2 separate regions of the Homo sapiens genome follow, and region 2 is linked to region 1. Evidence: chromatin contacts called from ENCODE Hi-C or POLR2A ChIA-PET data. All regions are on one chromosome and are shown on one strand. Each heading gives the region's core, a stretch centred on a gene start or an enhancer-like site at or near the end of the contact. The rest is flanking DNA. Distances are from core to core; before and after follow the strand shown. Region 1 has its middle 23 kb from the start of CRYZL2P-SEC16B. Region 2 overlaps RASAL2 (RAS protein activator like 2).

Evidence for each region. A loop is a pair of places that touch in the nucleus more often than their neighbours do. ChIA-PET counts read pairs that join two places held with the same protein, here RNA polymerase II (POLR2A). Pooled maps may share reads with other maps.
Region 2: a loop to region 1 is called in a map with no recorded cell type, with 2.2 times the contacts of the local background. The contact joins two enhancer-like sites. A Hi-C loop is called at or near these places in 1 of 37 single-sample maps with no recorded cell type and 2 of 50 pooled maps. POLR2A ChIA-PET finds 5 or more read pairs at or near these places in 2 of 52 experiments (A673 and Panc1).

What each region holds. Positions count from the first base shown.
Region 1 is chr1:178,058,125-178,063,366 of GRCh38, forward strand. No RefSeq gene overlaps it. Among named protein-coding and RNA genes, the nearest start is that of CRYZL2P-SEC16B, 23 kb to the left of the region's middle. Within about 2 kb of position 2,832, at least 3 of the 41 ENCODE cell types and tissues checked have a DNase peak (open chromatin) inside an H3K27ac peak, as active enhancers do.
Region 2 is chr1:178,415,206-178,420,500 of GRCh38, forward strand. The region is part of intron 4 of RASAL2 (RAS protein activator like 2); the gene reads left to right. Among named protein-coding and RNA genes, the nearest start is that of CLEC20A, 79 kb to the right of the region's middle. RefSeq lists an enhancer at 2,259-3,458. Within about 2 kb of position 2,831, at least 2 of the 41 ENCODE cell types and tissues checked have a DNase peak (open chromatin) inside an H3K27ac peak, as active enhancers do.

The DNA.
Region 1 (5,242 bases), core at 1,582-4,081:
TGTTCCTCTCCTACTGCTTCTCAGATACTCAATTCTAAAGATTATTCCAGCTTATTTTGCCACCCCCAAGGTTTCTAACCCCAGCCCCCCAGCTAGTGACTGAAGGAGAGAGAGGAGGAAAGGGGCCCTCTGAAGTTGGCCACCTCAGGGTATATGAAGCACGTGCTTGTCACGTGGAGAAAAAATGTGCTGGGCTAACCTCTGAGACTCCCTAGAGAATCCAGAGTTTGTGTCTCTTTGCAGAGCTCAGAACAGCCTGTATGTTCTCCTCTCCCTGTTGTGCGCCTGGCGCTTCCCCAGTGAGATATCTCCTGCAAAAGCTTTTCCTGTAAGGGGTGGGGAGCTTTTGTTCTCTGGGAAATATGGTGAAGCTAATTAAGAGCATTGTCCTGTGAGGGGGGGAAGGCGGAGGGCTTTCCGAGATGGTGGTTTTCACCAGGGGTAAGTGAGGGCTGCTGAGATCTCTCTGTCCTGCTGGGTCAACCGTTTTAGGGGGAGATTGTGATGAAGCCCAATAACATAAAAATAGATACGTGAAGTATAATCTCTCCCTCCCTCCCTCTCTCTTTCTCTCTCTCTTTTTTGGCATTTGAGTTTCCGGTACTAACTCACTTCAGAAAAGGACACTCCAACAATTTGGCTTTTAACTCCCACTGACCTGGCACAGACTGGAGGTCACAGGACTAATGCCTTATTCTATTTCACCCCAAACATGCAGGGGTGCTGCTAAAGTGAAATTTCCAGCAACTATATAGATTTAGCTGTGGGCTGTGCGTGTAGAAGTAGTTCAACAACTCTCAGTTCTTGACTTCCAAAACAGGAGTAGCATATTTTATGGCATTTGTAAGATACAGCACCACAAAGGTCTTAAAATATATAAGCTATGATTGTCCCCATAGTAGCAAACCCAATTAGGAGCAAACATGTTGAGGCAGCATTCTGTAAGGTGTGTCACTTATCTGGTTTGCTCTCTCTGGATTTAAAAATCTTTATGTATCAAATACTACAAATATTTATTGAGCACTGACCACATGCTAGGTAGTGTTCTGGGTGCTTCAGATATATTCGTGGATGAAACAAACACAGATTCCTGCCCTTGTGGGGCTTACAGTCTAGCTGAGGAAGATAAAATAAAGAAAAATAAGTAGGTTATATAATATATTACAAGCTGACAAGTGCTTTCGGGGGAAACATAGATCAAAATAAGGGCAATTGGGAGAGTTGTGGTGAAGGAGGCAGGTTGCAATTCAGTTAGGGTGGTCAGGGTAACCATGAGGTGGTCATTGAGGTGACAGTTGAAAAAGACTTGATGGAAGTGATGGAAAGCTGGGTGCAGTGGCTTGCACCTGTAATTGCAGCAACTCAGGAGACAGAAGTGGGAGGATCACTTGAGGCCGGGAGTTCAAGACCAGTCTGGGTAACATAGCAAGAGCCTGTTTCTAATAAACGAACGAACGAATGAATGAGTGAAGTGATGGAGTTCGCCATGTAGACATCTGTGGAGAAGAAACTTTTCCAAACGAGAGAAGAGCCAATGCAGAGGACTTGAGATGAAAATGTGCTTAGAGCAACAAGGAGGCTGCTATGGTTGGAGTAGGAGAGCATAGGAGGAGAGTGGAGAGAGGTGACAGACTCCAGCTCAGCAGAGCCCCGTGTGCCATGGTAAGGACTTTGCCTTTGACTCTGAGCAAAAGAGGGAATCATGGGAGATTTTTTGAGCAAAGCAATGAAGGGATCTCATTTAAATTTTTACAGAACCATACTGGCTGCCTTGTAGAAAATAGACTGGGATAGTGTATCAGCAAAAGTGATTAATCCTAGGTATATAAACATATATATTTTTTTCAGGATATATTTTGAAAGTAGAGCCAGCAAGATTTGCTGATAGATTAGATGTGGAATGCGAGAATAAGAGTTAAATCAAGGACAACTGCAAAGCTTTTGGCCTGAGCAACCGAGAGGAAGGAAAAAGCATCAGTGGAGAAAGGGAAGGGTGCACCAGGGTCACTTGGGGTGCATTTGATCCAAGTAACTTATCTATGGTTCTTATCCAAGTGTGTTGATCAGAATCATGTGGGACGCTTTCACAATTATACTTGCCCAAGATCCCAAAAGATTCTTCTTTAGTAAGTCTGGAGTAGGGGTCCAAAAATATATATTCAATGGAGAGCTGCTAAATTGTAAAATAATAGTTGGTGGAGTTCTGTGTTTAAAATTCTGGACTTTGTAATGAAACAAGTGAAAGGAATTATAGATAAACCTCCCACTCTCTGGGATTAACTATACTTTAGGTCCTCCTTTCAAAATATCTTCCAAATGAACTATGCATAACTTACTAAACAGTTAAAGCTGAAGCATACAAAAATGATGAATAATAGAAGAAAGCTGCCAGATTAATTTCCAGTCTCTTCCATTATGACATTGGTAATATTCATAGCCATTTATGGGACAATTCTGTCCTGAGTGTATTTAGGTTCCTTTGAAGCTAACCTAGTGTGGGCTATCTAAACATCAAGCCATTCACCATCCCTCCAGCAGTGAGCAGAGTGGGAGAGGCAAACCTTCAGTGTAAAATACACAGGAAGAGAAAAACAGTGTCTCCAGGAAGATTTGGGGGAATAGTTAAAAAGGGGAATGATGGTGTCTCCAACCCAAGCATTACTTAGAAACATTCATCTGTTGGTAAAGATTACTGATCCCAGTTTCCAGATTTAAAAACTGAGACTTGAGGCTAACCGAGTTCTTCTTATACCAACTAACAATACAATGGTAGGACTGAGCTTCAAAGTGACTAATCACTTTGGAGGCCAGCTTTTCTGGTTCCCAGGCTGTCAGCCCTTGCTTGTCAAATTGGTTCCACCAAAAGTTGGAATCCCTCGGTGAAAGGAAGGATTGCGTAATGAAGCAGCATTCCATGGGGACTTTCTATTCTGTCTGACTCCTAACCAGATCTTTCTTTCATGCGGGATCATTTTCTCAAACTATTTATTTCTGTGCGGTGGTGGTGGGAACATTGACGACAAAATGGCACCTTCTTACTCAATTTTGCTGCTCCCTGTGTGTCTGACTCACACCTGCTGACAGGAATGAGCCTCTCCGCTTCTTCCTTCCCCGGGGAGCTGGAGGTGGATTTTAACTTGCCCTTGCCCTCCCCACCATCCTCATGAAGACTGTCAGCTTAGCTCTGATTTTAAAACAACAAAAAAGAGAAAGAAACAAAGCAACTCCACAAACCTTTATTACTCAGCAGGTCACTAGAGGCAGAGAAAGAGCAGCTCAATTTTCCAGTCTCACATGGAGGCACCAATGCTGCCTGTGAAAGGCCAGCTTTGACTTGTAAAACAGCAGCTAAATTGTCCACAGAGGCTCTTATGCAAGCAGCAACAAGGGGCTCCCATTTCCGTGTTCAACCTTCAAGCAGAAAATATTTTTTACACTGGCAGGAACATCTATTTGAGGACATTTATTTGGGCAACATTTAGAATACTGGTCTTTTTGAAATCAAGTATTCAGTTGACCTGAAAAATAATGCTCAGGTCCAATGAGAGTATAGGACAAAGTAATGTAATGTGCCACTCTTATTGCCAGTAGGCTGTGATTGTGAGTTGGTACTTTCTTTTCCCATTACTGACAATAGGCTGGTACTCATTTTTCATTTTCCCTTTCTGCCCCAGACTCTCTGGAGCACAGCTCTTTGCAAGACAGCTGTCCTAGGAGTAAAGGTTGTGTCACTATTTACAAAGAGTAAAGGTGTCTAGTTATATGTGGATTAAATCCCCGACTTTATCTTCCTTAACACCTTGTTCTATGATACCAAGACAGAAACCATTTGGCACAGAGGTGCTGCCATAAAATCTGTTAGGATTTAGCTGATCTTTAAAAATCTCTTTCTTTGGAGGCAGGACTTGGGTCATTTTCGGACCATGTTGGAATATTTTACCTTTATTTGCACACTCATTAGATGGCCAGCGATTGTGCTTTTTCTTTCTTTTTTTTTTTTTTTTGGCCTCTCTTCTGGGGTTGCTTTGGGATATTGGGAAGGGGGCACAATGAAGAGCAAATTGCTCTGATTAATATTGTGTTTATAGTTGTCTATCAAGGTCATTTCCCTAGATGCCAGCCTTTCTTTGTGAAGACGGAAATACTGTGTCGGTGTCTGTCTAAACCTACAAGAGGAAGGAGGCCAATAAGGAAGACAAGCAGTAATAAGAGTAGGATGCACATTTATTTATTTACATATATATATATATATATATATATATATATATATATATATATATATATATATGGCAGGTTGGTGCTATAAATATGCCTGTTCCAGCTTTTCCTCCTACTCTGAAACTTCTCTTAAGTCACCTCAGTTCCCTCTTACATTGTGTCCTTGGAAACAAATCCAACGCTGTTATACAATTCTATTCTGTTTCTTTCTCTCCCCAGACCAAACAAACTAAGCATCTAGAGGCACTACTTCTATTATCAAAACTTGACTTTTAAATCCCAAGCTTGTGAAACTTGAACTAAGGCCTGGCTTCTGTAACTCTGGAAAAGGAAAGCACCTGCAGAACTTATCCCTGTCCTGGGGCAGGATGCGTGAGATTGCAGGTGTCTGCGACACTGGAAGAACCGAGGGCCCAGTCCTCTTAAATTACTGGAAAACAAGTTAAAACAGTTATCTTGATGTTTACTTGCTTTTAACAGTCATGTTTATATAAAGAAATATATAAACCTGCCAGTTTATATAAAGAAGACGTTACCTCAGTCATGACGGCTTCAGGAACCTTGAGGTGTCCTGTTTGATTCAGACCTCCTTCCTCAAGGGAATATAATTCCCTGAGTGCTTGGGTAGAAATAGAATGACCTCATTTTCCAAAAGCTCCAAGTGACCAGCAACCAAGGTGGTGTAATTTTTATGCAAGGTGCTTAGTGTAATAGATTTAATATTCACCTTTGGGTTAATGTTAAGAATTTTGGTTTAAGACACATTGATTTTATAAATAATGAGTAAATAACCATATGGGGATAAATGCTACAGTATCTGACTTTAGAAGTAATAACAGTATGCTGGGCATGGTGGCTCAAGCCTGTAATCTCAGCACTTTGGGAGACTGAGTGGGAGGACAGATTGAGCCCAGGAATTTGAGACCAGCCTGGGCAACATAGGGAGACCCTGTCTTTACAAAAAACTAAAAAAAAATTAGCAGGGCATGGTGGTGCATGCCTGTAGTCCCAGCTACTCAGGAGA
Region 2 (5,295 bases), core at 1,581-4,080, 360 kb after region 1:
TAAATTTTCCTCTAAGCACTGTTTTTACTGCATACCACAAAATTTAGATGCTATGTTTTCATTTTTATTTCATTCAGTTCAAAGTGTTTTTTAATTTCTCTTGAGATTTCTTCTTTGATCCATGTGTTGTTCAGAAGTATGTTGTTTAATCCCCACATATTTTGGGATTTTCTAGTCATCTTTCTATTACTGATTTCTAGTTTAATTCCATTATGATCTAAAAGAAGACATTGTATGATCTCTATTCTTTTAAATTTATTAATATGTGTTTTATGCCCAGAATTTGATCTGTCTTGGTGAATGTTCCATATGAGCTTGAGGAATCTCTATTCTGCTGTTGTTGGATAAAGTAGTCTATAGATGTCAATTATATCCAGTTGATTAAATGGTGTTTTGGAGTTCAACTATGTCCTCACTGATTTTCTGCCTGCTAGATCTGTCCATTTCTGATAGATAGGTGTGTAGTCTTCAACTATATAGATTTATCTGTTTCTCCTAGCAACTCTTACCAGTTTTGCCTCATGTCTCTTGACACTCTGTTATTAAGCACATACACATTAAGGCTGTATTCTTGGAAAATTGACCCATTTATCATTATATAATGCCATTCTTTATCCTTGTTAAGTTTTCTTGCTGTAATATCTGCTCTGTCTGAAATTAATATAGCTATGCCTGCTTTCTTTTGATTAGTGTTGGCATAGTATATTGTTTCCATCCATTTACTATTAATCTTTATGTGCCTTTATATTTAAAGTGAGTTTCTGGTAGATGATATATAGTTGGGTTTTGTTTTCTGATCTACACTGACAATCTCTTTTAATTGGGGTATTTAGACTATTGACGTTCGAAGTGATTATTGACATAGTTGGGTTTCTAACCATATTTGTTAACTGTTTTCTATTTGTTGCCTTTGTTCTGTGTCCTTATTTTTGTCTTCCACTGTTTATAACCTTTCGTGATTGTAATTGAATGACTTATATGATTCCATTTTCTCTCCTTTCTTAGCATATCAGTTATACTTATTTTTTAAAAAATTTAGTGGTTTCCCTAGAATTTGCAGTTTTTTAAATGTATAACTAATGTAAGTCCACTTTCACATAACACTATACAACTTCGTAGATAGTATGAGTACCTTATAATAAAATAATCTTAATTCTTCCACCTTGTCATTTGTATCATTATTATTCATTTCCCTTATATATAAGTATACATAAGCATATATATCATATAGACATAAGCATATATACATAAGCATACATAATTAAATACATTGTTGTTATTACTTCAATATTAAATCAATTAAGAAGAAAAATAAAAGGTGGTTTTATTTTCACTTATTCCTTTTATACTCTTTGTTTTCTTAAGAAGGTCCAATTTGTGACCTATATTGTTTTCTTTTCTCTCTAAGGAACTTCTTTAAACATTTTTTGCAATGCTGGTCTACTGGCAACATTTTTCCTCAATTTTTTCATGTATGTGAGAAAGCTTTATTTCACCTTCACTTTTGAATGATAGTTTTGCAGGTTATAGAATTCTAGGTTGGTAGTTTGGGTTCTTTTTTTTTCCTCTCAACACTTTAATATTTCACTCCATTCTCTTGCTTGTATGGTTTCTGAGGAGAAGCCAGATGTAATGCTTATTTTTGTTCCTCTGTACATAAGGTGTTTTTTCCTTCTGGCTTCTTTAGGATTTTTTCTTTTTCTTTGTTTTTCTGCAGTTTGAAAATTATATGCCTCAGTGTAGTTTTGGGGGTTGGGATTTTTTTTCTTTTAGGGTTTTTTTTTTTGGCATTTATGCTGCTTGGTATTCTCAGTATTCTCTGAGCTTCCTGGATCTTTGGTTTGGTATATTAATTTGGGGAAATTCTCAGTCATTATTGTTTCTGATTTTCTATTTCTTTCTCTTTTCTCCTTTTGGTATTCCCATTACACGTTACGCCTTTCGTAGTTGTCCTGTAGTCTTTGGATATTCTTTTCTGGGTTATTTTTGTTTGTTCTGCTTGCTTTTCAGTTTTGGATGTTTCTATTGATATATCCTCATGCTTAGAGATTCTTTCCTCAGCCATGTCCAGTCTACTAATAAGCCTGTGCATAAATTTATATTTAGTATCTAAAGTCTGTATTAAATGGCAAGTTCCTTGAGGGCAGAGTTTGTGTTTATCTTTGATTTCCTTACAACTCCTAGTAGAGTTCTCTACAACAAATAAGCATAAGTTTTATTAAATACAATGTATCATATTATGTCATATGAGGTATGATATGATATGTGCCACAAGGCTGGACGCAGTGGCTCATGCCTGTAATCCCAGCACTTTGGGAGGCCGAGGTGGGCGGATCACCTGAGGTCGGAAGTTCAAGACCAGCCTGACCAACATGGAAAAACACCATCTCTACCAAAAATACAAAATTAGCCAGGTGTGTAATTCCAACTGTAATCCCAGCTACTCGGGAGGTTGAGGCAGGAGAAGAGCTTGAACCTGGGAGGCGGAGGTTGCGGTGAGCCGAGATTGCACCATTGCACTCCAGCCTGGGCAACAAGAGTGAAACTCCGTCTAAAAAAAAAAAAAAAAAAAAAAGTGCCACAAAAAGGTAGAATTAAATTACTAGATTTAATTAGTAGACAGTCTACTAATACTGTCTCAGTCAAATGCTTAACTGTATTTTCATTAGAAATATATGTATGATTTTTGGTCGACTCCTCGGCCTGGATCTCAACCTAGGCCTAGCAATCCTATTACAATTCTATAAACTTAAGCCTGGTTTGCTAGCTACATTTATTAGCAAATGTGGTGACTCATTCTGATTGAGTCATAGAAAATAGTACATAAAGCCTTTGCCTTTATGTACTAATGACTGTGACTAATGACAGTGACTCTCCCTAATGACACCAAAATTGTACAGTTGACCCTTGAACAACATGGGGGTTAGAGACACCACCCTGCTATGCAGTTGAAAAATTTCATATAACTTTTGACTCACCCAAAACTTAACTACTATTAGCCTACTGTTGACTGGAAGCCTTGCCAATAACATATACAGTCAATTAACACATCTTTTGTGTGATATATGTATTATATGTTGCATTCTTAAAATTGTAAACTAGAGAAAAGAAAGTGTTATTGAGAAAATCATAAGGAAAAGAAAATATACTATTTACTATTCATTAGGTGGAAGTGAATCATAAAGACCTTCATCCTCATCATCTTCACATTGAGCCTTTTTCCCTTGCCTTTAGTCAATCTCTACATACCTATAATAAGCTGGAGTGAAAAACAGCCTAGGGTATTATGTCTATGTGATATATACTAGGAGTTTTTACACTTAACTCCTTGGATGGCCAAAACAATAAGATATAGCATTATAAGTATTTTCTTTCAGTAATCTAAATAGTTCCACTTTGATTTGAGTAAGTTTGTTTTCATTTTTCTCTAATAAAAGGAGCAATGCCTGCATGTTTAAAAATCACTTGGCTTGGTAAAACACTGTGGCAGTCTATACTGTTGTTCACCAAATATTTTCAGTTCCCTTTCTGAGTACCTGGTAGTACTATATATCCCTTCCTCCATTGAAGTTAGATATGGTCACGTGATTGTTTTGTCAGTGAAATGAGACCAGAAGTGATATGAAGCTTTAAGAGCTAGTACATGTACATAATTTGCTATTTTACCTTTATCCTGCTGCAAAAACTGTAGAAGCCCAGATAGCCTCCCTTAGCCTAAGTTCCTGAGTAAGGACAGCATAGACAGGATCCCACCCCCTCAGTTGACCTGCTTATGGACATGTAACATATTTTATGCCACGAAGATTAGGGGGGTGATTAGATAATCATAACCTAGCTTATCCTGATAAATATAGCCTTCACCCCAAAACAGTGGGCTTTGGTAGTTACTAAAGGAATATAAAAGATTTGATGTGCTAATATTGGCCTAGTATTTCTTTTTCTTCATTATAGAAATGTTTATTGTACACAGCTTATATAAAATGATATTCATCTCAAGAAAGAGTCATTCTCCATGTGTCAAAATATTTTTCTTTGAATTAGAATCTTTGCTTGAAAAATTTTGTTTTATTTTATTTATTTGTTTTTGGGTTAGGGTTTCATTCTATTGCCCCGGCTGGAGTGCTGTGGTACAGTCATCACTTACTGCAGCCTCGAACTCCTGAGTTCAAGCAATCCTCCCACATCATCCTCCTGAGTAGCTGGGACTACAGGCATGTGCTACCATGGCTGGCTAAATTTTTTATTTTATTTTATTTTATTTTTGTAGAGATGGGGTCTCGCCATTTTGCCCAGGCTGGTCTTAAATTCCTGGCCTCAAGCTATCCTGTCACCTCAGCCTTTTCAAAATGCTGGGACTACAGGCATGAGCTACCGTGTCTGACTGAGAAATTTTAATATGCTTCTATAAGATTCCTTTCACCTGCCAATGACAGAATTGTAAATTTCTTGAAAGTAGTGACCGTCATTCATTTTTGCATTTATTCTTTTATTCAACAAACTTTTGTTAAGTGCTCACTATTTGCCAGGTGCAGAGTCGAGGAGGATGTTCAGGGAACTCTAGATAGTTTGGTAAAACTGGCAGGAGGCAGGCAGGGGCCATAGACTGTAAAGCACTTTGTTCCAGTCTGGAAGCTTTAATGATTTCATAAATGATCTATACTTCATTTTAAAATAGTTTATCCACATTCAATACTTAATTTTACAATGCCATATCCAAGGTGACATAGACTGAGTTTTAACACTTCTGAGACCACCAATACATTATATTTTACAACTTAGTTAACTCCTTTTTACATATCTTAGAACAAAGCTTTTTCTCTTCTGTCAGTTATCTTTTAATTCCTCCAATGCGCCAAGTACCTTCTCACCTGGGGGCCTTTGCACATGCCATTTTCTTTGCCTGTTTTCCCTTAGTTTGGGAAATCAGTAGATGTCATTTGTATTGAAATTGCTGGTACCATCTTCATAGAAAGGAATATATTTGTGTATGTTATATTGTTGTGCTTTTTAGAAATCTACCAGTAAAATTAGAAGTTTTTCTTCCATAACTAATATAAACATTAATAAATAATAAATTAGGTGCTACTAGAAAGTTTAGTTATCCCAATTCTCACAGAAGAAAATTTTCTCATCACATTGCCAGGTGGTTTCAAGTGACTATTATTTACAAAATTAAAAAGCTTAAAAGCTAGTTTCTATTTCTGGTCTTTATTGTAAAAGTCTAAATACCTTTTGCAGAGATAGTGTGGACGAGTAACATTCCCTTTTGGTTCTCTCTCCCATCACCTTCTGCCT